Linked DNA regions of Homo sapiens: region 2 is linked to region 1. The links are chromatin loops, found by intact Hi-C in ENCODE. Cell type or tissue: CD14-positive monocyte. All regions are shown on one strand. Links, peaks and the distances in the headings refer to the core of each region. The heading gives the core; the rest is flanking DNA. Region 1 overlaps CYB5A (cytochrome b5 type A). Region 2 has its middle 70 kb from the start of TIMM21.

What was found. Peaks named below come from ENCODE experiments on the same cell type or tissue, not always from the same donor. Only the 100,000 strongest peaks of a DNase experiment are listed, where the experiment ranks them.
Region 2: it touches region 1 in a loop (2.3-fold over the local background); 2 of 110 quality-filtered maps call a loop at or near these places.

Annotation. Positions count from the first base shown.
Region 1 is chr18:74,256,995-74,268,877 of GRCh38, reverse strand. CYB5A (cytochrome b5 type A) reads left to right here. Exons shown (of 5, transcript NM_148923.4): 2 at 5,401-5,529; 3 at 7,934-7,963. Among named protein-coding and RNA genes, the nearest start is that of CYB5A, 29 kb to the left of the region's middle. RefSeq lists an enhancer at 481-1,021. In CD14-positive monocyte, for the core only: no CTCF peak of the experiment used is centred there; a DNase peak (open chromatin) is centred at 4,367.
Region 2 is chr18:74,212,397-74,224,279 of GRCh38, reverse strand. No RefSeq gene overlaps it. Among named protein-coding and RNA genes, the nearest start is that of TIMM21, 70 kb to the right of the region's middle. In CD14-positive monocyte, for the core only: no CTCF peak of the experiment used is centred there; no DNase peak of the experiment used is centred there.

The sequences.
Region 1 (11,883 bases), core at 1,173-9,172:
CATTAGGAGCTACAAGATATGTGGGCACGATGAGTGAGTTCCAGTAAGTGGTTTAGCCCTAAACCTGGTCTCTCTGCCTGACACCTGTTCTCAGCATTTGGCCCCATCTTCCATTCAGTTGTGCAAACCAAACATTGGCTCCAGTGGCACTTCCTGTCTCTCCCACCATCCTTACCGTCCGGAAGCCCTCTCGTCCACTCTGCCTCACACCATGCACACCCTTGCACCTGCAGCTGCCCCCACCCTACCCTCTGGAGTGGCTGCAGAGAACAGCCTTCCCTCACCCTCTCTTGCCCTTTTGTCTGCTGTCCACTCTGAAGCCTGGGTTATATTTTAAAATTAAATCTGATCGCGTTACCTCCCCCACTTAGATCCTTACCATGGCCTCTCTCATTGCTCACAGGACAAAGATCAGAATCCTTGGAGAGGCGCAAAAGCAGCACACGGCCTGGCCCTTTCTCCTACCCTGGGGCCCTGTGAGGCCTTCTCTCCCAGGTCCTGAATTCGCTGTTCCCCGCCCCTGCAACACCTTCCCCAGACACCTCTTGGCCCTTGTTGACTGCAGCTCCCACCTTGTGGTACAGCTCAGCAGGGCCCGTCCTGACCCCTTTGTGTGGGTGACATTCCTGTGTCATATTCTTCATGGCACTAAACTCTTTCACCTGAGGACATTTCCTTTCACTTGCAGTGGCATGGTCATAGTTATTCATGTTTCATCTCTCCGGCTGTGAACTCCCCGAGGCGGGAGCCGTCGCTATCTTGGCTCCGACTGTGGCTGCCACGTGGAGACGTTCATGTGTGTTTGTTGGGTGAATTAACTCAAGTGCATAATAACAAAAACAAATGGAAATCTTCCTCTGGAAAGACGGAAGACCGTTAGGGTCAGCTCACGTGGAAACAGCTTTGCATCTCCATGCCCATCCCCACTTCTGGGTCCTCCTTACTGACCCGCGACATCCTCTCCCCACCTTTCTCCCTCTCTCTGGGCACTACAGCTGGTCACTTCCCACACATGGTCGCATGAGTAGAGGCTTAGCAAGGAGTGCGTTATGGAGGACAGATTTCTGCTACTGACTTCGCCGAAGTGGATCCACAGCTTCCATTTGGCTCAGGCTCTTTGGGAGAATTTCACTTCTTTTGTTACCTCTAATCTTACCTATGTGTAACCACACATTTTGGTCTTTTTCTTAAATCTTTTAGATAATCATCAGATAAGTTTACTTACCTGTTATTCTACTACTTTCTGCCTTGCCTTTTCTTCAGGCCACCCCCAAGTGCTATAACCTGCCCAAAGGTTAGGACATAACACCGCTGCCACACGTTTATCTCTGGGCATAACCACGATGGCATAAACACCAGCATTCCCAATTTTTCTTTGTCTCTTCGGAATGCTGACAGGCAAAGAAGAGCATTTTCTTTAGTCTCCAAATGTGTGGCTCACGCCTGTAATCCCAACACTTTGTGAGGCCGAGGCAGGTGGATTACCTGAGGTCAGGAGTTCAAGACCAGCCTGACCAATCTGGTGAAATCCCGTCTCTACTAAAAATACAAAAATTAGCCGGGTGTGGTGGCAGGAGCCTGTAGTCCCAGCTACTCCAGAGGCTGAGACAGGAGAATTGCTTGAACCTGGGAGGCGGAGGTTGCAGTGAGCTGAAATTGCGTCACTGCACTCCAGCCTGGGTGACACAGCGAGACTCCGTCTCAAAAAAAAAAAAAGTGATGTGTGCTTATTAAAATTGCTGCATGTATTTACTAACAAGAGTGAGAAGATTGACAAGTTTCAAAACATGATTTAGATTCAGTTTACTTGGCCAAGTGTCTCTCTCTCTCTCTCCGTAATACATATATTTCAAGGAAAATATTAGATATTACAAAAAGCCACCCTCATCTTTTACTGTCTTATCAAGATGAGTTATTTTTTCCAAAATATCAATTTTTAGGATTTGATTTTCCTACCAATTATTAAGATAGACCTTTAGGATGGAGTGAAAATATTTTAGTATCAGTTAGTTTATTCTAAGCTATGTTTTTTTTTTTTTTAGTTTTTTAAATCTTTAAAATTTTACATGAGTTATCAGTGAAACCAATATAATCCAAGATGTTTCTCTCTCTCTCTTTTTTTTTTTTGTTAGAAAATTGCCCCACAAATGGTTTAGGCAAGGTAAAAACCAGAGGTCGATAGGTAGATTCATACATACCTATCCCTTGTTGCTGTTCTTGGTCAAAAATTAAGGTGAGGAGTTGCCCTGTTGTACTTCTGTTTCAGATTAAGACTGTGGAATTACCCCATGAAATTGAATGTGTATTTTCTCCATTTTAGCACTGTAAAGATCAGAATTCTGTATCTAAAAACTTGTCTAAGTCTGCAATTCTTTATAAAGGGCCAAGTCCATGTTTTTAACCTCACTCGAAGTCGTCCTTTGAACATCGGCTGTCCCTGGCAAATAATGATTGACTCTGGGCGATTTGTCTCCACTGACATATCCTTAACAGGAATCAAAAGTTACGGCAGCTCCTGAGTTCAGCGGTCCCTACGCGAGTAACAGCAGTCTGTGAGTTTACATAGTTGTGGGTCCTGGCTGAGTCATTTTATATCTCACCATGTGGCTTCTCTCTACTCAGTAGGTGAGTGGAAGTGTCCAACCTTAAGCAGACTTTTCTGGAATCAACAAAACCATGTTTTTATTGCTGCAGCCTTGGCGAGGAATCCAGAAGTTTCGGGTTGGCTTTGAGGTAGCCATTCTGTTGTCTGCACATCTAACGTGCATTCCCATGCCTGTTTAAGGTGGACTTTTAATAATCTAAATGGCCCCAGTAGAAGACATTTCAGTAAATTGGGGAATGCCTATACAATGTAACAGCATGTAGCCATGTCAAAGTCCCGTTGAGGAAGAATACTTAGTGACTGACATGGTTTGCACCTGTTCCCTCCAAACCTCATGTTGAAATGTGGCCTCCAGGGTTGGAGGTGGGCCTAGCAGGAATGTTTAGGTCATGGGGGCAGATCCCTTATGAATGGCTTTGTGTCGTCCTCACAGTAGTGAGTGACTTCTCACTTTGTTAGTTCAGGCAGAGTTGGTTGTTTAAAGAGCCTGGGACCACCTCCTCTCTCGCCATGAGATGTGTGGGCTCCCCCGGGCCTTCCACTGTGCGTAAAAGCTTCCCGAGGCCTCACCAGAGGCCGAGCAGATGATGGTGCCGTGCTTGTACAGGCTGCAGAACTGAGAGCCAAAGTAACCCCTGTTTTCTTTGTAAATGATCCAGTCTCAGGTATTTCTTCATAGCAGTACAAAACAGACTAACATAGAGACACTGGAAAGTGTTTAATAAAAATGCTGGGTAATAGTTACTGAGCATAAACGATGTGCCAGACACATATGTTCATAGATTTCATCCTCAAAAACTACATGCGTGTTTTCCCAAGTTCACAGAGTGAGTGGTAACCACTAGGCACCTCTGCCTCTGTACCATGTATCACCTCCTTTTTATTTTCTAAAACAATGCATAGGATAACCATCACAGTTTCTATCCAACATTACATACACATACGTGTGTGTGTATGTCTGGCTCTCTGGAGGCAAGATGATGGGTGATTTTAATTTTTTTCTTTGTGCTTCCCAGTTTTTCTGCAGCATAGATGGATAAATGTTATAAAAAGAAAAAAAAAGAGTGGATGTCCTTAGCACTAGGTATGTTTAGACCAAGTAGGAAGAGAAACAGTTTCAAATCAGAATAATGATCCACCTTCCTACAATGTGATGTGCCCTGATGTCTTCATTACTGGGAGAAATTAAGGACTGACCACAGTCGACTCTGCAAGGGAGACCGGTTTTTGTGCAGTTGTTGGACACTTGCAGGTGACTTGCTCAAGGTCAGGATGAATCTAAAATAACATTCAAGCTCAGTTAAAGAAGTTTTTTTTTTTCCTACAAAAGTACGTATTTAGGATGCTTTGCCCAAGCTCCGCTTTCTTTTTTATTACTCTGAGAGCTGCTTCCCTTGCCTGAGAATCCCCAGACCTCCTTACCTCTGTCCTGTGACTAATCCCCACTTGTCAATCATCTTGGAGAAAAAATTTCCCTCCCTGCATCATGACCATCCTTGTTTCACATATTAAAGCAGCTGAAAGCACTAAAACTCTTTTATTCCACAAGAGGCTCTTCCCGCCTCTCCCCAGTGTGGAGTTGAACCCCTGCCTCCGTGCCTCCATTGTGTCCTGGCAGCACTGTGTCCTGGTGGCAGCATCTTCAGCAAGTTACTTGTTTTGTTTTGTTTTTACCTACCAGAAAGTGAGTTCTGCAAAGGCAGGGACTCATCTATCTGACAGTCTGTGCTGCCCGTGCATTGCCGGCACGCAGGGTGCTTTCCAGAGGGAAGTGACACACGTGCCTCTTGTGAATCGTCATCTTAGGCATGCCAGCTCTTGAGGCCACACTTAGACTAAGATGTCAGAGAAGTCAGTCTCAGGTGCAGGAGTCAAGAAAAAATAGATTGGGTAGAGAATAAGAGCAATTTTGAGAGCCTGATGGAAAAACCAAGCAGACATTACCAAAGGATGAAGGACACGAGCCTCATGCTTTTACTAAGCTGTATGAGTGACATGGGGAAGCAACTTATGTTGTTAGTGAAAGGTTCTTTCTTTCTCGCTCTCTTTTTTTTTTTTTTTTGAGACAGAGTCTCACTTTGTTGCCTAGGCTGGAGTGCAGTGGCGCAATCTCAGCTCACTGCAACCTCGGCCTCCTGGATTCAAGCGATTCTCAAGACTCAGCCTCCTGAATAGCTGGGACTACAGGTGCCCGCCACCACGGCTGGCTAATTTTTGTATTTTTTGTAGAGATGGGGTTTCGCCATGTAGGCCAGGTTGGTCTCGAACTCCTGAACTCAAGTGATCTGCCTAGGATTACAGGCGTGAGCTACCGTGCCCGGCCGGGAAAGGTTGTTTTTAAATTTTTTTTTACTTTTATCTTTTTGAGGGTCTCCCTCTGTTACCCAGGCTGGAGTGCAGTGGTGCAGTCACTGCTCACTGAAGCCTCAGCCCCTTGAGCTTGTGCCATCCTCCCACCTCAGCCTCTCATGTATCTGGGACTGCAGGGGCATGCCACCGTGCCCAGCTAATTTTTTAAAATTGTATTTTATAGTTATGGGGTCTCACAATGTTGCCCAGGTTGGCTTTGAACTTGGGCCCAAGTGATTCTGCTGCCTAGGCCTATTGTACTTGCATGATGGAAATGGAATATAAAGGCCTGTGTTGTTTTAATCCACATTTATGGACAAGTTAGTCTCCTGTTGTCATCTGTGTCTTCTGAAGGAGTCACCTGTTTGGTTAAATAAATTCTGGCCGTTTTCTCTTAATTCATTTGCCTGAAAAAAAAATTTTTATTCTACCTCTCCTTTGAACAGCATCCTGGTGGGGAAGAAGTTTTAAGGGAACAAGCTGGAGGTGACGCTACTGAGAACTTTGAGGATGTCGGGCACTCTACAGATGCCAGGGAAATGTCCAAAACATTCATCATTGGGGAGCTCCATCCAGTAAGTACATTTTGGGGGCCCTTTCTTATTTGTATTTAAGGCTATCAGATGACCTTACCCTAGTCTGTAAGCTTGCATGTATACACATTTTAAAAGGAGTAAAGCAAAAACAACTCCTGATTTTAGGACACCATTTTTTGTTATAAATAAATTGACCAAAAATGTCTTTGCATTTCACTGTTGCTTTTTTTTTTTTTTTTTTGAGACAGGTCTTACTCTGTCACCCAGGCTGGAGTGCAGTGGCACGATCATGGCTCCCTGCAGCCTCAACCTCCTGGGCTCAAGCCATCCTCCTGCCTCAGCCTCTTGGTAGCTGGGACTACAGGCACACACCTCCACGCCTGATAAATTTCATAGTTTTTGTAGAGACGGGGTTTCACCGTGTTGCCCAGGCTGGTCTCAAACTCCTGGACTCAAGCGATCCACCCACCTCGGCCTCTCAAAGTGTTGGGATTACAGGCGTGAGCCCCCACACCTGGCCTGGTTGCATTGTTTACTGGCACTTCGTTTTAGTCAGCAGGCTCCACCCCACAGCCATGCACTGGGGAGTCTGCTCAGTCCTAGAAATTCCATGGGGCAGCACGTTTTACAAGGTGGGGAGAATCAACCCAGCATTGCTTTCTTTCCTTTTCTGACCAAAATATTTTTATTAAGAACCCCACTTCTACTTTCATTAGGCCAAGGATATTTTAGTTCTAAAAAATGATTTAAAAAATATAAAAACGGAGCTATGTGAAATGAATAAGCTCTGCCTTCTGTAGAACTAGCACATTGTCCATATTCTACTCACTGTACCCCAGACCTTCGAGAATATCAGCTCTGGACCAATTCATTGACCAACTTTTGGAAAACACTGGCCTAATTTGGCTTTTCTTTTCTTTTTTTTTTTTTTTGAGACAGAGTCTTGCTCTGTTGCCCAGGCTGGAGTGCAGTGGCGCGATCTCGGCCCACTGCAACCTCCACCTCCTGGGTTCAAGCAATTCTCCTGCCTTAGCCTCCCAAGTATCTGGGATTACAGGCACAGGCCACCATGCCTGGCCAATTGTTTTGTATTTTTAGTAGAGATGGGGTTTCGCCATGTTGGCCAGGTTGGCCTTGTACTCCTGACCTCAGGTAATCCACCTACCTAGGCCTCCCAGAGTGCTAGGATTACAGGTGTGAGTCACCGCACCTAGTCCTAATTTGGCTTTTCTATAAACACTGTGCTGTGTTACGGTTTTAGACCCCTCTGTGGCAGTTGTAAATGACCATGTTAAATGTTACTAGTCTGTCAACCTAAGTTATCAGGAAAATCGCTGAAAACTTGGAAAGAAGTTGCCGAGCGCTCTGAGCTTCTGGAGTGGATCCTGGGGCCGCACACTCAGCTGCCCTGTCCACCTCTGGGAGTGCCTGGCTCCGTCCTGCCTTCCCACTTGTGGTGCATGGTTAGCAGCCCGCCAGAAGGGGACAAAGACCTGCTAGGAGCCCGCTCTGCTCTCGTAAGAAAAAAATGGAGAGGCAAATAGCCTCATTCTAAGTGAGCAAACTGAGAAACTCTTAAAGAATATAGGAAAAGTCTTATCGTATACCACTGATGATCCCTGTAATGACTGTGAATGAAGAAGAGGTTACATTAGGTTCTTTGTAGAAGGCTCGAAAGTAGGAAATCCATTTGAGAACAACTTCATTGAGTTGGGAGGTTTGTTTGATTTTGTTTTTGGTGGTAGGAGATATGTACTTTGAGGGAGTAAGCTTCATTCATCTGACAAGTTTATTTGCCCCGATATTTTCATCCCATACTTCACAAAGGCAAAGTGTCTTAGGGTCATCAGGGAGGCCTGCCGTTACACATGCCTGATCCCATCCTTGTTTCCAGCTGTGGGTCAGGTTTCAGGCCCTGACTGTGGCACTTCTGCTTCACCTGCCCACTGGGCTTCCCCCTGGCCAGCCTTTAAACACACTGTATTTTTGACAGCTTCAGCCTGAAGTTGAAATAGTTTATGACTCTAAAACTGGGAGACTGCAGGGCTTAACTGAAGATATCATACACGTAAGAGATACATGCACAATCTCAAATGGAATTTGAGAGGACAGAAGGGAAGAATCAGTCTTCAGCTCCTCCCTGAATTACGTGTCGCAATCTGAGTCTAATAAATGTGTGTGCACATCAGCATGTACAGAGAGCTGTCATGGGTGCTGTTCGAAACTTTGGAACTCTAGATAGAAAATATCTCTTGGCACTTAATCTGCTACTAATTTTTGCTGTTAAATCAGATGGATCAAACTTTGTGTTTAATAGCTAAATGTTGAATCTGAAATGGTAATTACTGAATTATAATTTTAAAAAGTCTCAAAGTCAGCATTTTGGAAGTGGTACTTTCATAGATTTTTAAATTCCATAATGTGCCTTATCTTTTCATTGCAGGATGACAGACCAAAGTTAAACAAGCCTCCGGTAAGTGTGACCATCTCAAGTATCTCTGGATGTTCTCGTTGTATTTAATACTTGTCAAACTGAAGGCAGAGGGTTTTTATTTACCTGACTGATGCCAGCACAGGTCTTTCTAGATAAATGAATATGTAACCTACTGGCTCAGCAAGTATTTTTTATTTACGGAAACCTGTCAGTATGATTTGTTAGGATGGCGTGTGTGTAATTTTTTTAAGGCTGTCAGTAAACTACTTTTTTCATCATAATTATCAATATATACCATTTGAAGAGCTACTTTTTATGGTAGCACGTGCTTCTGATCTAAAAGATTTGACACAAGCCTTATTTTCAGAGAACTTAAAATCTGAATGGATAGTGGTTTTATTACTTAAATCTTTAAGGGTGTGTCTCATGTCTTCTTCATCTTTAAGTCTCTTGGGCATAGTAGGTGTTCAATAAATACTTGTCAGATGAATTTAATGAAATTAAATAATACCCTTTTGACTTACTTTTCCTTGGGAAAGGAAAATAACTCTGGCAATACTAGTTTTATGTTCTGATTCACTAGCCTTTCTCTCTGAACTGACCATCTCACTTATATTTGAAGATAAATGTAGGGTGAGAATGGAAGAGCACAGCCTAAGTTCCTGAAAAGTACAAGTAGGCAAAATAGTTTCTAGTGTCTAATTAAAGGACTACAGGGGAAAGTTTTGCTTAAATCAAATGACAAAAAAGAAAGTATAATTTTTCGTTTTGGTGTAAATTCTTGGTTTCATTAGAGAAAGTGCAACAGCAAGACCCCACTGAGCTTGTGTCGAGAACTGGTGAGCTGATTTTTTGAGCTGTTGCTGCCAAGACATCATCTTTAATCTACAAAAGGATCAAAGCAGTTAATCCAATAATATAAGCATAAAGGCCACATTTACCTCAACATCCCTGATAGTACAATAAAAGTCTTGTGTAATACTATTTAGTACAAAGCAATTTTTTTTATATTCTCTCCTTATTCAAGAAAGACTTAAGTTCAATGTGAATGATATGAGTACTTCCAGGAGATAAAAAGTTGACTTCAGAATTTCAATGGCCTCTGTGACAATTGCTTAGAATCCTTGCTGTGAGTTCATTTGACTTTAGCATCTTTTTTGAGGCTACTTTTTGGACAGCTGAAATTCTGTGTTGCATAAAGTTTTTCCTTTTTCTCTGAAGTCTCTTAAGGGAAGAATATATATTTTTTTTATCATGTGTTCAGCATGTTAATCATTTTGGTATAAGTCATTTAGCTATAGCAAAACAAAGGTTTAAGATTCATTAGATGAACTTAGATGACCGCAGGGCCAGCCGTCTCGCTAACCATAAAGACTACAAGCAGAAAACACTTGTAGGTGTAAGATTGTACATGTGTCTCCTGCCATAACTACTTTCAGTTTAAAGGACAAAGACTTTCTTCCTTATTTGCTTTTAGAACACGTGTATTACAGCCTATACTCTGTTGGATTAATTGCCCATTACTATTTATTGTTCTTATTTTCTATTTTAAAGTGGCAGTTACTTTGATACTGAGAATATTTTGGGAACAGAGCAAGTTTATGTGGTAAATTCTGGGACTTTAGCTTTTAGTATCAAAGAAAGCTTTCCTGACAACATTGAGGCACAGCCCTTTGTGCGTTAAGACATGGCTTACTTCATTCCAGCATTAGCAGTTGATACTTGATCAGCTTGTTAGATGTAGAAGGTCTCACTGAAGTTTGAGAATCACACTAACTTTTTAAAGTAGATTTTTGTTTGTTTGTTTTTGAGACGGAATTTTGCTCTTGTCACCCAGGCTGGAGTGCAATGGCGTGATCTCGGCTCACTGCAACATCCACCTGCTGGGTTCAAGCAATTCTCCTGCCTCAGCCTCCCGAGTAGCTGGGATTACAGGTGCCTGCCACCATGCCCAGCTAATTTTTGTATTTTTAGTAGAGATGGGGTTTCACCATTGTTGGCCAGGCTTGTCTTGAACTCCTGACCTCAGGCATTCGCCTGCTTCAGCCTCCCAAAATGCCGAGATTACAGGTGTGAGCCACGGCACCCAGCCTAAAGTAGATGTTTTTACTCTCTTCAGAGATTTTACAGATTAACTAACTTCTGAGTATTTTTTAAACAACTCTTCTTTATTGTGACTTTGCTTCAGTGAGAGCAGAACCGGAAGAATGTGGGACAAGAACTTGCTGGCCTTTTTGAGAGGCCATAAGCAGATGAAATGAAAGGAAATACATGAGCATTTTTCTGGATGTATCTTTCTTGTGCTTTTGGTTTAGTGGAAGTAAAGAGTGTCCTTAGGGATTTCTTTTGTCATGTGTCTGTATAACCATCGGCCGATCTCCAGGTTGAAGAATGTACACTGTGGTCTAAAGTTTTGAGATGTTGCCTGCTTAAAATATCTAGTTGAATAGTGAAATAAAATGCAGTAAAGATTATTAGCTTGAACCTGCCCTAAGGAAAGCATAGTGTTAAGTTACCAAATTAAGATATTTGTAGACTTAGAAATCATGCATTTTAATCTAACATAAATGTTTCTATCACATTTGCTTACATAGAGAATATTAGTCGTAGCAATACCCCTTCTTGGTTATAGTTTTGAAAGCATTCTTGTAGAAGTTATTTGGTCCTCACAGTGTCTCCATGTTAGACCTGCCAAGGGAGGTAGGTACATTGCAGCTGGGAAGTGTTAAGCACCCGGCTCACAGACGTGCTCCAGAACCATCTAGCACCCATCTCAGGCTGGTCAGTTGCAGTCCCTTAAGCTTCTCCTCTAGGTTCTGGGCTTGCCGTGTTAGACATCACTCTGTCAGTATTTTAAGGGAGATAGGCTTCCCACTAAAGTTTACGTTAGATGAACTTATAAATGAGATGACTCTGATTCACAAAAGCTTGTTGGGCTTTGCATGCTTTTCATAATTTATGGAGCTTACTGTAATTTACACTGATTCACATGACTTTTATAAGTCATTATGCATGACATACTTATTTTACTTTTTTGAGACGGGGTCTCACTCTGTTGCCCAGGCTGCAATGCAGCGGCATGGATCTGGACTCACTGCACCATCCACCTCCCGGGGTCAAGCAATCCTCCCACCTCAGCCTCCCGAGTAGCTGGACCATAGGCACACAGCACTGTGCCCAGCTAATTTTTGTATTTTTCTGTAGAGACAGGGTTTCACCATGTTGCCCAGACTGGTCTCGAACTGCTGGACTCAAGCAACCCGCCAATCTCGGCCTCCCAAAGTGCTGGGATTACAGGCCTGAGCCACCATGCCCAGACTTTGACACACTGATTTAATTGTTAACCTCTTTTTACTGAAGTTGAACCTCGAAGTCATGGAGTGAACAGGTGGCAGAGCCAATCATAAAAACCATATTCTTTCTCCTTGTTCATTGCTGACATTCTTTGATAGTCACGTCCCTAAACCCAAGTGAGGCCCTCAGAGCACTGACCACTAAAGACCAATTACTTTTCCATCAAAGTGCAAAGTGGTAATTCAAACTTCCTTTAACTGTCAAGCATCCTGGGCTACAGAGCCAAGAAGATAATCAACAATCAAAAGGTGATACGATTATTTCAAGTTCCCCTCTTTAGAGTTCATGGCTGTTGCTGATGATGCTGGTGCCAGAGTAGTGTTTTAACCTTAGCGCTCTCCCATGGTAACCACAAAGGCAGCAGGAGGGCAGGTGGGAGGTTCCAGAGTTGTCAGCACGTTGGTGAAATGCCTGCCCTCATTTTAACGACGCCGTGGATGTTTGTGTTTGCCTTCCGTTGGCTGTTTCAAACTTAACTTTCTAGTTTGACAATCATATTTTACCTTCAGTGATTCTTTTGTTTCAGAACTGATTGTGTCCTCTAATAGCTAACTAATATTTTTGTATATTTTGATTATTTCTAGTAATTTTTGTTAATTTTATTC
Region 2 (11,883 bases), core at 2,601-10,600, 46 kb after region 1:
CAACTTTCTACTGTTCTCCCAACCTCTAGGACTCTGTTCCCAAGAGAGAACATACTCTTGTTTCGTAGTGCTGGTTCAGACAAAATGAGCTCTTGGTAAGGACATCTCAATAAAATGCATGCCTTTGCTCATGCATTCCAACAATTGTTGAGCACGATGTCCCCTGAAAGGGCCCAGAAGCAAACGCCCCTCAGCAACTATGAGCACACCCAGTGCCCGCACCTTGGTCTGTAGTGCTATTCCCCACTAACAGGAGCCAGGGGTCCATCAGAGAATGGCTGATTTTATGGCTAGGACAGGGTAGAGATAGGGTCAATATGGAGTCCCTTATGCCACAACATAAGGAGTGATATAAAAAGCTGGGGCCTATCAGAAGGATATGCTGGTGGGCAGGGGGACAACTTGAAGGTCTCCCATTGACCGAGTCGGGCACAATTTGAGCACTCAAACAATGAAGTCCAGGAATGCCTGAGAAGCCACTGGAAAAATAGGAATCCTCAGGTACACAACGATAATAAAAGGAAAAATAAAGCGGGGAGAGAGGAGGGCTCTTGTGCCTAGGAATGGCAAGTGCTGATGGTAAACATGGAGTGGTGTGGGAGATGGAAAATCATTTCCATCATCATTTTCATCATCACCATGAAGGCTGGTTCAGGCAGGAATCTTGGGTGGATACTAAGTCTAAGGGGAAATTTTTATGAGGATCATGATATGTATGTGGTCTCCTAGTGTCTCTCCATAGACTGGTTTCTCATTGCAAGGAAACTCATAGTACGTATGCAGAGGAGAAATGCCTTGACTTGTGCTATGAATAAGCATCACCAAGGAGGGACAATGGATGGCGAACATCTCCAGGTAGGATGCCCTAGAAAGATGCAGCACCACTTATGTCATTCACTGGCCAGAAATGCATCAGACAAACTCCACATGAAAGCAATTCTATTTAAAATGGGAGGAGGAGGCTGTTCTTCAGAAATGCAATGTCATAAAAGATAAAGGCTGTGCAAATGTCTCAGATGAAAGATGACTAAGGAGACACGAAAATGGATGCAGGACCAGATCCAGGGTAGTATCCTGCCCTGGAGGCCAAAATTCTATAAAGAACTTCAGTGGAACAATTACAAAATTGGAAGAATTACAAAACAAGATTGTTTTATCGTCATGCAAGACTGTCTCTGCTCTGAGGAAATGCAGTTTAGGGGGAAAGGGCCATGACGTGTGCAACATATTCTCAAATGGTTCAGAAAAATTATATACACAGTAATAGCAAGTGAGAAAGCAAATGGGATACAATGTGAATCGTAAGAAATCTGGGTAATGGGTGTGGGGGTGTTTTTTGAGCAATTGTTTTTCTCGAGACTCTTCTGTAAGTTTGAAATTATTTGCAAAGAAAAAGTTAAAAAAATGAACACCTACTATGTGCTATCCTATTTTTCTTGGTATTGGACCCATCAAGGTCATTTTAGATGATAGCCTAAATTTCCTTTTTTTTTTTTTTGTATGCACTTAAAACTTGTATAAATGGATTGGCTTGATTTCCCTGCCTCTGTTTTATATTCCTGGAGGTCGATGGATGGCCACGTTTCAGTAGATTAGAAAAAGTATAGGACCTCATTTACAGATGAGCCTCTAGGTGGTTAAGAATATGAAACACTTCACATTGCAATTAAATGGGTACATTCTGAGCCCCACAAGGGTGGCATCGTCTGACTTGTTTAGGTTTCCATCAGCAGGATCCAGCATGTGCCTATCATATGGTGTGCATTCAAATATTTGTTGAATGACTAAATTAATTATTCTAAAGTAAGATTTGAACGTGTAAAATAACCTTTCACCAAGGTTCCAAGTCCTTCATAAAAACAAGTGAAAATGAATCTTTGATATTTGAGATATGCTTTCTAATGAGAAAACTGGTAGGTACCCTAAGGAAGAGATTTTCATTAGCTTTCCTTCCTGGGCTTATCAGAACCTCCCTGTCTGGAGCCAATAAAGGCCTATAATTAAAAAAAGAAAAAAAGAAAAAGAAAAAACTTGGCAGAAAGCTCATATCTGTACCTTTCTTTTTCTTTTCTAAATATTTCCATAAATTATTTAACTTCCGTGAGTCTTTTGCTCTCTGAATGAAGTAGAGTCCTATTTGCATTCTTACCACAGAAAAGACGAGAATAACCAAATAGCGTTTTGGAATACGTTTTCAGAAGAAGGAGATTTACTGCTGTTTTGATTCTCTAGAAATTGAGAGGCCACTTCTTTAAACTGTTAGGAGTGAGTTTGTTAAGCGAGAGAGAACACACAAACAAAATGCCAGCATAAGAGGCCCGATGATGACACGGATATAAGCATGAAGCAAAAACGCCTGAGGAGGGGATGGGGTTCCCACCTGGGGCCTAGTGAGTCCCCTGCATGGCGCGCTGAATTCCCGTCTTCACAACCAGTCTTAGATGAAAGTCCTAAATGAAAAGGTTGCAAGTGGGGAGAACAGGATCTAAAGCCATCTGATCCTGATGGGGGCCTACAAAGTGTATTTTTGGTCTAATTTCCAAAAGGGCACCAAGTGGGGAAGAGGGGAGAGCCCCGGGAGGAGCTGGGGGTCTCAGGCCCAGCATGGGGGAAGAAGGGGAGCTTGCTGACTGCATGACGCTGACAGGAAGGGGGCCCTGGAAGCCCAGGGACTCATGGGGATGTTCACCACAGCACAGACCAAACTGAAAGCTGTCCGTAAAGCAGGAAACCCACGTGTTCAGGTAAGCACAATATTCCTGTAGGCCATTTGTGAAAATGTCTGTGAATGCACAAAACAAAAATACCTCTGAGCGCCTGAAAATAGCTGCTGTACACAGGCCCCTTTCTCAGTAAAACTTGCCTTACTTCCCAACTCAGGCAGCACCCCCTGCCCGCAGCCTGTGTGAAGATGGAAAGGGACTGGCACTGGTCCTCACGTGAGCCCAGGCAGTGCTATTGGGCTACTTCCCCTCCCTGCCCCACTCGGGCCCCTCCTTCTCTCCTTCTCACCTGAGCAGGGAAGGCCAGCTGTATTAGTCCATGTTCACGCTGCTGATAAAGACATACCCGGGAATTAAAAAAAGGTTGAATGAACTTACAGTTCCACGTGGCTGGAGACATCTCACAATCATGGCGGAAGGTGAAAGGCATGTCTCATGTGGTGGCAGACAGGAGACGAGAGATTGTGCAGGGAGACTTTTTTAAAACGATGGGTTTTTAAAACCATCAGATCTCGTGAGAATTATTCACTATCATGAGAACAGCACGGGAAAGACCTACCCCCATGATTCAATTACCTCCCACTGGGTCCCTTCCACAACGTGTAAAATTCAAGATGAGATTTGGGTAGGGACACAGCCAAACCATATCACCAGCATTTCTTTCTCCTTTTTGATTTCCCTGAAGTGCCAAAAGGGGCAAACTGGTAATTCTTAGTAGGTAGGCAGCCAGTGGTTGAGCTAAAGGATATTTTTTGTTTTTTTTTTTTTTGAGACGGAGTCTTGCTCTCTCGCCCAGGCTGGAGTGCAGTGGCGTGATCTCGGCTCACTGTAACCTCTGCCTCCCAAGTTCAAGCAATTCTGCCTCAGCCTCCTGAGTAGCTGGGATTACAGGCACACGCCACCACACCTGGCTAATTTTTAGTAGAGATGGGGTTCCACCATGTTGGTCAGGCTGGTCTCAAACTCCTGACCTCGTGATCTGCCCACCTCGGCCTCCCAAAGTGCTGGGATTATAGGTGTGAGCCACCACACCAGGCCTAAAGGATATTTTTTTCTAGTACAATTGACATTATTTGAATAGTTCATTATATTACGTATATTAGATAATAAGCAGCTTTTCCTGTTTTGGTTTGAAGCGTGAGCCTGTTCTTTTGGTCTCTTGGATTTTTCATATTTGTTTCCAAAATGGCATTCTAGTAAAGAAGTATAGATCACTGGAATGCATGGTTTTCATTAATTATAATATAGCAGAAAACACTGTCATCATGAGACCATGCACCTCACTGCACCTTGGGTGGCCAGAGCCATTCAGGGAAGCTGGGGCCCTTTCAAGTTCTAGGGGAGAATAACTCTGTGGTATGGGGGTTCTAGAAAATAACTAGAAGGGATGATGGTACCTAAGTATGTGTAGCTGCTCCAGTGTTCCCAAGCCTGGCTCAGTACCCCAACCAGGTCCTCTCCCTACCAGGAAATCACCTTGGGGCATTCCCTTTGGGGCTGTTGGCTTCCTGCATCTCTCTCCCTGAGGGAGGGCACTCTCTGGCTCTGCCATGAAATGATCACTGGCAGGCGCAGAGGGCCAGGGAGGTGATGCCCCCAGGAGTGATCTCAGTCAACAAGGGCAAGAGTTGGTGGGTAAATACCCTGGCTTCCTCCCTTCCACCAGGGACAATGCCCGGGCTCCATGCCCTCTCTGGAGCCCCTGCTAGGGTGAGCACCAGCTGTCTGTGGCACTGTCCCAGGCTTCATTGCCTCTCTTCCCTCCCCTGTTTCACGTCCCCACTCTGGGGTCACCTCCCAAATAAAGGATTTGCACTTGCAGACTTGTCCCAGGGTCTACTTTCAGGGGGTGCTGAGTTTGAAAGGCTTGTATTTGTCTGGCAACAATGCAACCTCATTAATTTAGACTCCATCAAATTGGTATTAGTGCTAATGCTCTCATTGGAGTTCATCTTTTCATTGTTCTATTTAAAAATAATTTTCTAAATGAATCGCTCAATGAAGCCTTAATAAATTAAAAACAGAATATCAAAGGCAATGTTAAAACACTTAAGACAGATTTCTGAATTAAAATTAGTCATTTTCATATTATCACTTTATATGGAGTTAATACAGTAGCCCCCCTATCACCAGGGTATATGTTCCAAGACCCACAGCAGATGCTTGAAACCTTGGCTGAATCCTATCTATACCATGTTTTCTTCAGTCTCATAACCAAGGCAGCTACAAAATGACAAATGGGGGCAGGGAGTGTATACAGCACGGATGTGCTGGACAAAGGGTGATTCACATCCCGGGCAGGACAGAGCGGGATGGTGAGAGATTTCATCACACTACTCAGAATGGCGCACAATTTAACACTTGTGAATTATTGATTTCTGGACATTTTCATTTAATATTTTCAGACCATGATTGAATGCGGTTAACTAAAACCACAGATAAGGCGGATATAATATGGTGATAAACGCTGGGCGCGGTGGCTCACGCCTGTAATCCCAGCAGTTTGGGAGGCCGAGGCAGGCAGATCACGAGGTCAGGAGATCAAGACCATCCTGACTAACACGGGGAAACCCCGTCTCTACTAAAAATACAAAAAATTAGCCAGGCTCGGTGGCAGGTGCCTGTAGTCCCAGCTGCTCTGGAGACTGAGGCAGGAGAATGGCGTCAACCCGGGAGGAGGAGCTTGCAGTGAGCCAAGCTCACACCACTGCACTCCAGCCTGGGCGACAGAGCGAGACTCTGTCTCAAAAACAAAAACAAAAACAAAAAACTATATATATTATATATATATACTATATATATAGTATATATATAGTATATATTATATATATATACTATAGTATATATATAGTATATAGTATATATATATACTATAGTATATATATAGTATATAGTATATATATAATATATAGTATATATTATATATATACTATATATATTATATATATAGTATATATTATATATAGTATATATATTATATATATAGTATATATTATATATAGTATATATAGTATATATATAGTATATATTATATATACTATATATATATTATGTTTTTTTATATATATATACTATATATATTATATATAGTATATATAGTATATATATTATATATAGTATATATAGTATATATATACTATATACGGTATATATATAGTATATATATACTGTATATAGTATATATATACTGTATATAGTATATATAGTATATATATACTATATATACAGTATATATATAGTATATATATATGGTGATAAACTATCTACAAATACTCTTCAAGCAGATATTTTTGAAATTATGAATTTATTTCTTGGCTCTTAGTTTTCTAGCAATCTTTATTAAGGACTGTTAATCTAATTTGTTACTGCTTTACATGTATCACCTGGTTGAAGGAATACATCAGGAAAAAATGTACACATGACACATCATATTGACAAATTTTGGAGCTGTCAATCTCTAGAAGGTGTGATGATTGATCATTTACTCATTTATATACTCATTTGTCGAGTAAATATTGATGAGGTACTACTATGGGTTGAAATCTATGCTAATCACTAGAGATACAGAGTTGCAAGCACCAAGGCCAGGTGGAAGGCAGTTGCATGAAGAAAAGGCAATCAAGTGGGCCGTGTGCTATGGCAGAGGTTTGCACTAAATTCTAGAATAGCCCAGAATCAGAGGCTGATCCAAAAAAGAAGTAAATGCACTTAAAATGTCATATTTGAAACACAACATACTTTCTTTCTGAACGAGACCCAGAGTTATCCAAACTCAGATCTCTTCTCACATGAATTTTTCATTTGTAGTCCAGCATGTTACAATCTTAATTGATATTTGAAGCCATCTTGCAACACAGGTTTGACTGGTACAACCCTCAGCAGAGCTGACCTCATGGGACATTTTGGAAAGCGACAGGCTGTTGCCTCATAACTCTGAGGGTTGCGGGTGGCAGCACAGCTCTGCTTCTCCACACCCACCGTTTGCTGAAACAGAAGGGTTGCTGCTTGATTAGAAGTTGGTGGGCAGGTTTTAAATTTCGATTTTGCCTTTAAGTTACTGTGTGACCTTGGACAAGTCACATAACTTCTTTAGGCCCCGATGTATTCAACAGTAAAATATTGAACCGGTAACAAGCAACATTTTGTTGCACAAGAGCCAGTTTTAAGAGAACCAAGGTTGACAGATATCCCTTAAAAAAAGGAAAGAAATAGTAACTTGAAATCAGGGACATTTGTGACCTCTGCCTCCTGAAATTAGATAGTGGGTTGGAGTCAGACGGCTCATTTATAGGCAAGTTTATCTCTAAGACCCCTTACAGCTTTATAATTTTGGTTTGCACTATTTTAGCCTCGTGCAGTACTGAGGGTTGAATTTGACATCTCTTGGGATGCCACATGTGTCTTGAAAATGATACAAGGTTGCAGAGTTGTGTTAAATCTGTGATCCGTGCTTACCTTTGTGTGGTTCTCAGTACACCTGCTGGCACTCAGAGGGTTCTCAGGGATGGTGAGTGTGAGGGTGGTGGTGAGACTCCCAGCCCCCATTTCAAGTTTATACCCAGCCAGTCCACATCCATCTATTTTGTATATTAAAGGGACCCACTCTGTCCAGATCATCACATTGGGGTTGATGAACTTCTTATCTGACATAAATATTTGCTTGTTTGATTTTTCCGACATCACAGTTTTCTTTCTGCCTGTTGTTGACTCACATTCAGTACTTCTATTTACAAGTCACAAGAGTTTATTCCAACCATCATTCAAAGTCAAAAGAATCCACACAGGCCATAGCTAATTTTTTTGAGTGAAACTTCCTTTATGCATGTTGACTCTGGTTATCCTAACCCCACCCTACGGGCTGCTGGTCCTTGGAATTTTCTGCAATCAGATCTATTCCTCACTTGTCCCCTGCTCAGCTCTGTATCACCCGGGCTTCTTTGCAGCCTTCAATGCAGGCTTAATTTTTTAGACTCTCAGAACAGTTGGTTTGGCCATTGAGACAATGGCAGGAGGTTGGAGAGATGGGGAAGGGAGGAGCCAGGAGTTTCCCTCTGTTTTGTGTGGGGTCTCAGGCAGGGGCTGCATCTTCTCTGTGGTGCTAGCTTCTATCTGCCAGGCCTGCTCTGGTTCCCACCTTGACCGGATGGCCCTGCATCCTGGACCAGGAACCCCTTTTTCCTTCTAGCCCAGGATGGCAGTACCTTCTTGTGTTGCTTATCCCTGTTGGTGTCCTTGATTTGGTTTCTCTGCACTTCTGCCACCGGTATAACTAATTCCTTACATTAGATTTCCTCTGCTTTAAATACTGGAATGATCTTTTCAAGTTGGACTCTGAATAATAGAGTTCTTCATACAAGAATTAGTGCCAAAATCAGATCTTTAAGACAAGATCATGGAACGGGATTGCTCATCTGTTTGGGCACACAGTGATGATGTTCTGGCAGAGGGAAGGTGGGACACTAGTCACCTGTGGCATGGAGTTGCATTATCATTGACTAAATCATCACCTGTTGCTGCTGGAGGTGAGGTGTTGGTTGGGTTCAAGGCTTAGGGAGATTAGATAGAGGCTGAATTGGAATGATGTGCAAGTGATGATGATTACAAGGATTGGGGGGTATCTGTTGGTAATGGAGACTTTTCAGAAAACCAGTAGCAAGTTCAGAGCTGGAAATCTTGGTTCAAGGCACAAATATATCCAGAGATCAGCCTCAAAATAATAACTTATATGATGTAGGGACAAGGCAGGCATGGCTGGAGGTCAGGTCCAATGTCTAGCTGTGTCTAGCTCTATGGGTTTCAGAAATGGCAACGCTTCTAAATCCATACATTAAATCCATGGCATTAGTGGGGAAGAGGTGGGGCCTGGGGACTTGGGAAAGAGACATCTGAGTAGACTCAAGAAATCCAAGAATCTTGGCTCTCCCACCCCTGATTCCTGGGAGCCTATCTTGCTAGATTTGTTAGGTTGAGGAAAGCAGGCTTTTCTTGTGTGAAGACTGCTGGTTGCCCTCAAGAATGGCAACTGCTGGTTGCCATTCTCACCATCTGTGGGAACTGCAACCTTTGCCTCCAGACCTATTACCAGAGTCAAGTGTCATCATTCTCTGAGGAGGATGGGGCAGGGCGAGGAACTTCAAGTTTTGCTTCCCGAGCAGGCAGCTTCTACAACAAACTAGTTTGCTAATTTCTAACCCTGGGGAATATGTGAGGAAATAGATTATATGGATCTTACACATAATAGGGTAAAATATAACTTTGGATTGGACCAAAAAGTATATTGGTTTGGGTGCACTTATTCAAGACTCAAGATTTAATGGGCTAGCTGTAGCAGCTGGAGGTGGCTCTAGTTCCTTTCTTGGTTGGATGACCAAACCTCAGGTGTCATGGTGGCCAACATTATTTTTAGCTCGGCTGGGACTGCTGTGCCATTATAGCCCCATACAGAGAAGTCACTGAAAGTTAAAAGTAAAAGAAAATCCTCTGTGGGCAGAACTCCCAGCAGAAGGGTATGTGCTTGTTCACTTTGCATGGGAGGAGAAATCCTCAGAGGTGTGGATTTTCCCTGATTCATGGGCAGTGCAAGGCTCTGCAGTTTTTATGGAGTTTAAAAGAAAAAAATAGAAGATGGGTGACTTGGTGATCAGAAGAGGAGATATATGGATGCTGCTCCTGGAATGGGCACAGAAGGAGAGTGTTTCATGTGAGTGAGCTCCAAAGAATATCTACCATAGAGGATATAACCAGTAGACAAGATGGCCCATTCTATGGAGAACCGTGTCTTCTACCAGCTACTGCAGTGTCTATTCAATGGGCTCATGGTGGCAGGGATAGAGCTGTCTACAGGCTCAGCAGCATGGACATCCTCCTTCTCAAGCCAATGTTGGTACCACCACTGCTGAGGACCCAATCTGCCTACAGCTAGGCTGAGACTGAGCCCAGGATAGGATGCTATGGCCCGGTGGCCTGAGGCTGGGCAGTGCTGCCAGAAGCCAGTGGTATATTGATTACATCACACTCATCTCATGAGGGCTTATGTGTCCCAAGCTGAAAGGCTTTGTTCTGGGTATGGATGTGCCTTCCCTGACTGAAATGTGTCTGTGGGCTTCAGGCATGAGTTACCCGTGGTCATGGGACCCTACATGAGGGAGTAAAGAAGTGCAGTGTTGGGCTCGTCATAGCCCACCACACCCCACCGGGTGGCCTGAAAGAACAGGAGCAGCTTGTGTTGGCTGGGAGGCAGCATGCCCAGAAGCTGGGATGCTGGCCTGCAGGATCTATGTCTTAGACCATGGATAATTGGTGGCGTCTCTTCTCCCACAGCCAACATGCATGGGTCTGGAAACCATAGGGTGGGACCTAAGAACTCGTCTGAAGAGATTTTGCTTTCTATTTTTACAGCCTTGAGGGCTGCTGGTGTAGATGTCTCGGTTCTTGTTTCAAGAGAGGAATGTGTCCATTACAACAATGGTTCCGTGGATTGGAGGTTAAGATTGCCACCAGACTGCCTTGAATTCCTCATGCCACTGAACTCACAGGATAAGATGGGGAGGTTCTGATGTGGTTGGGTTGATTAATCTCATTTTCAAGAAGAAATCAGATTGTTTCTCCCCAGTGGGGAGAGAGAGGAGTAAGACCAGGACCTGGGAATTACAGAGATGCATTGTAGTACTTCCGAGTCTAGCAACCCAATAAATACAGGATAGCAAAGAGCTCAGAAAGCTCAGGTCTGAAGGTGTAGTTCACCCCACCAGGTAAAGAACCCTGACTGCCGCAGATGCTGGCTAAGGCAAGAGGGAAAGGAAAAAGGGGGAAAAAAGAGAAAGTGATAAGTACAACTGACTTTTATTACTCATAGCAGTTATGTTCTATAAAGTCACTGGGAACGCTGAGTTAGCAGATAATGAACACTGCTCATAGGGAAAATACAGGGTGTGTTCCTGTGAACTTGTGTGATGACATATTTGTCAATCATCTATTGCTAAGCTTGTTATATGTGTGTTTCTGCTTGAAGGCACCTTATTCTATATATTATCCATTCATTCATGTAACACTCATGGCTAATGGCACTATAACTCCGGCTGGAATGAAGCTTTTCTCTAACACATGTGTATTCTCCATAAGGCACATCACAGCCCTTCTGGTGCTTAGGAATACAGGACAGCCTCAGCACTGTGCTTAGGGGCCATTTTAAGGAGCAAAATCACCAAGAAAAAGCACAAAAATGTTTAAAAAATGGCTAAATAGACTGAAGAAGAACACTTGTTTACAGTATGAGAGCTGGAACAAGAAGGTAGAGATGGAAAGGGCGAGTTGGACAACTCAACATTTTCACCATTCTGGCATGTCCACGAATGACTATGAAAGCACAGTGAGCACCAATTTGGGGGTTTCAAAAGGTAAATTTTAGGCTGGGCATGGTGGCTCACACCTGTAATCCCAGCACTCTGGGAGGCCGAGGCGGGTGGATCACCTGAGGTCAGGAGTTTGAGACCAACCTAGCCAACATGGTGAAACCACGTCTTTACTAAAAATACAAAAAATTAGCCGGGCATGGGGGCAGGCGTCTGTAATCCCAGCTACTCGGGAGGCTAAGGCAGGAGAATCGCTTGAACTCGGGAGGCGAGGTTGCAGTGAGCCGAGGTCGTGCCATTGCACTCCAGCCTGGGCAATAAGAGCAAAACTCCGTCTCAAAAAATAATAAACAAACAAGCGATAAATTTTAGCGAGTAGGTGAATTTGCAAGTAGGAATCCTCAAATAGTGAGGACTGACTGCGTTAACTTTGGCAGTTACAAGTCAAACTACTAGCAGCTACGCACACTTTCCTTCGGATTTCTTTTCATTTTTCCTTGCCCTGCCCCTTCCTCTGATGATTTGAGTGGTGCTGGCCTGTGTAATGTAACTGATTGGTTACTTGACGACGAGGAGCCTCCTGTGCACCCGATGAAGGCAGTGCGCAAGTCCTTTTCCTCATCAGGGGATGAGCGGGCGCCTTCCTTTGCATGGGGCAGCCCGCCATGTTGTGGCGATGGGAGCTATGTGTGGGTGGGAGAGTGAATTGGATCCTAGGAGTTGATTGGGTCGCCAGGATGACCCTGGGCCTGTCTGCTGCCCTCCCAGCTCGGCTGTGTCACGGGGCCACCTGTGCGGGGCTCATTTCC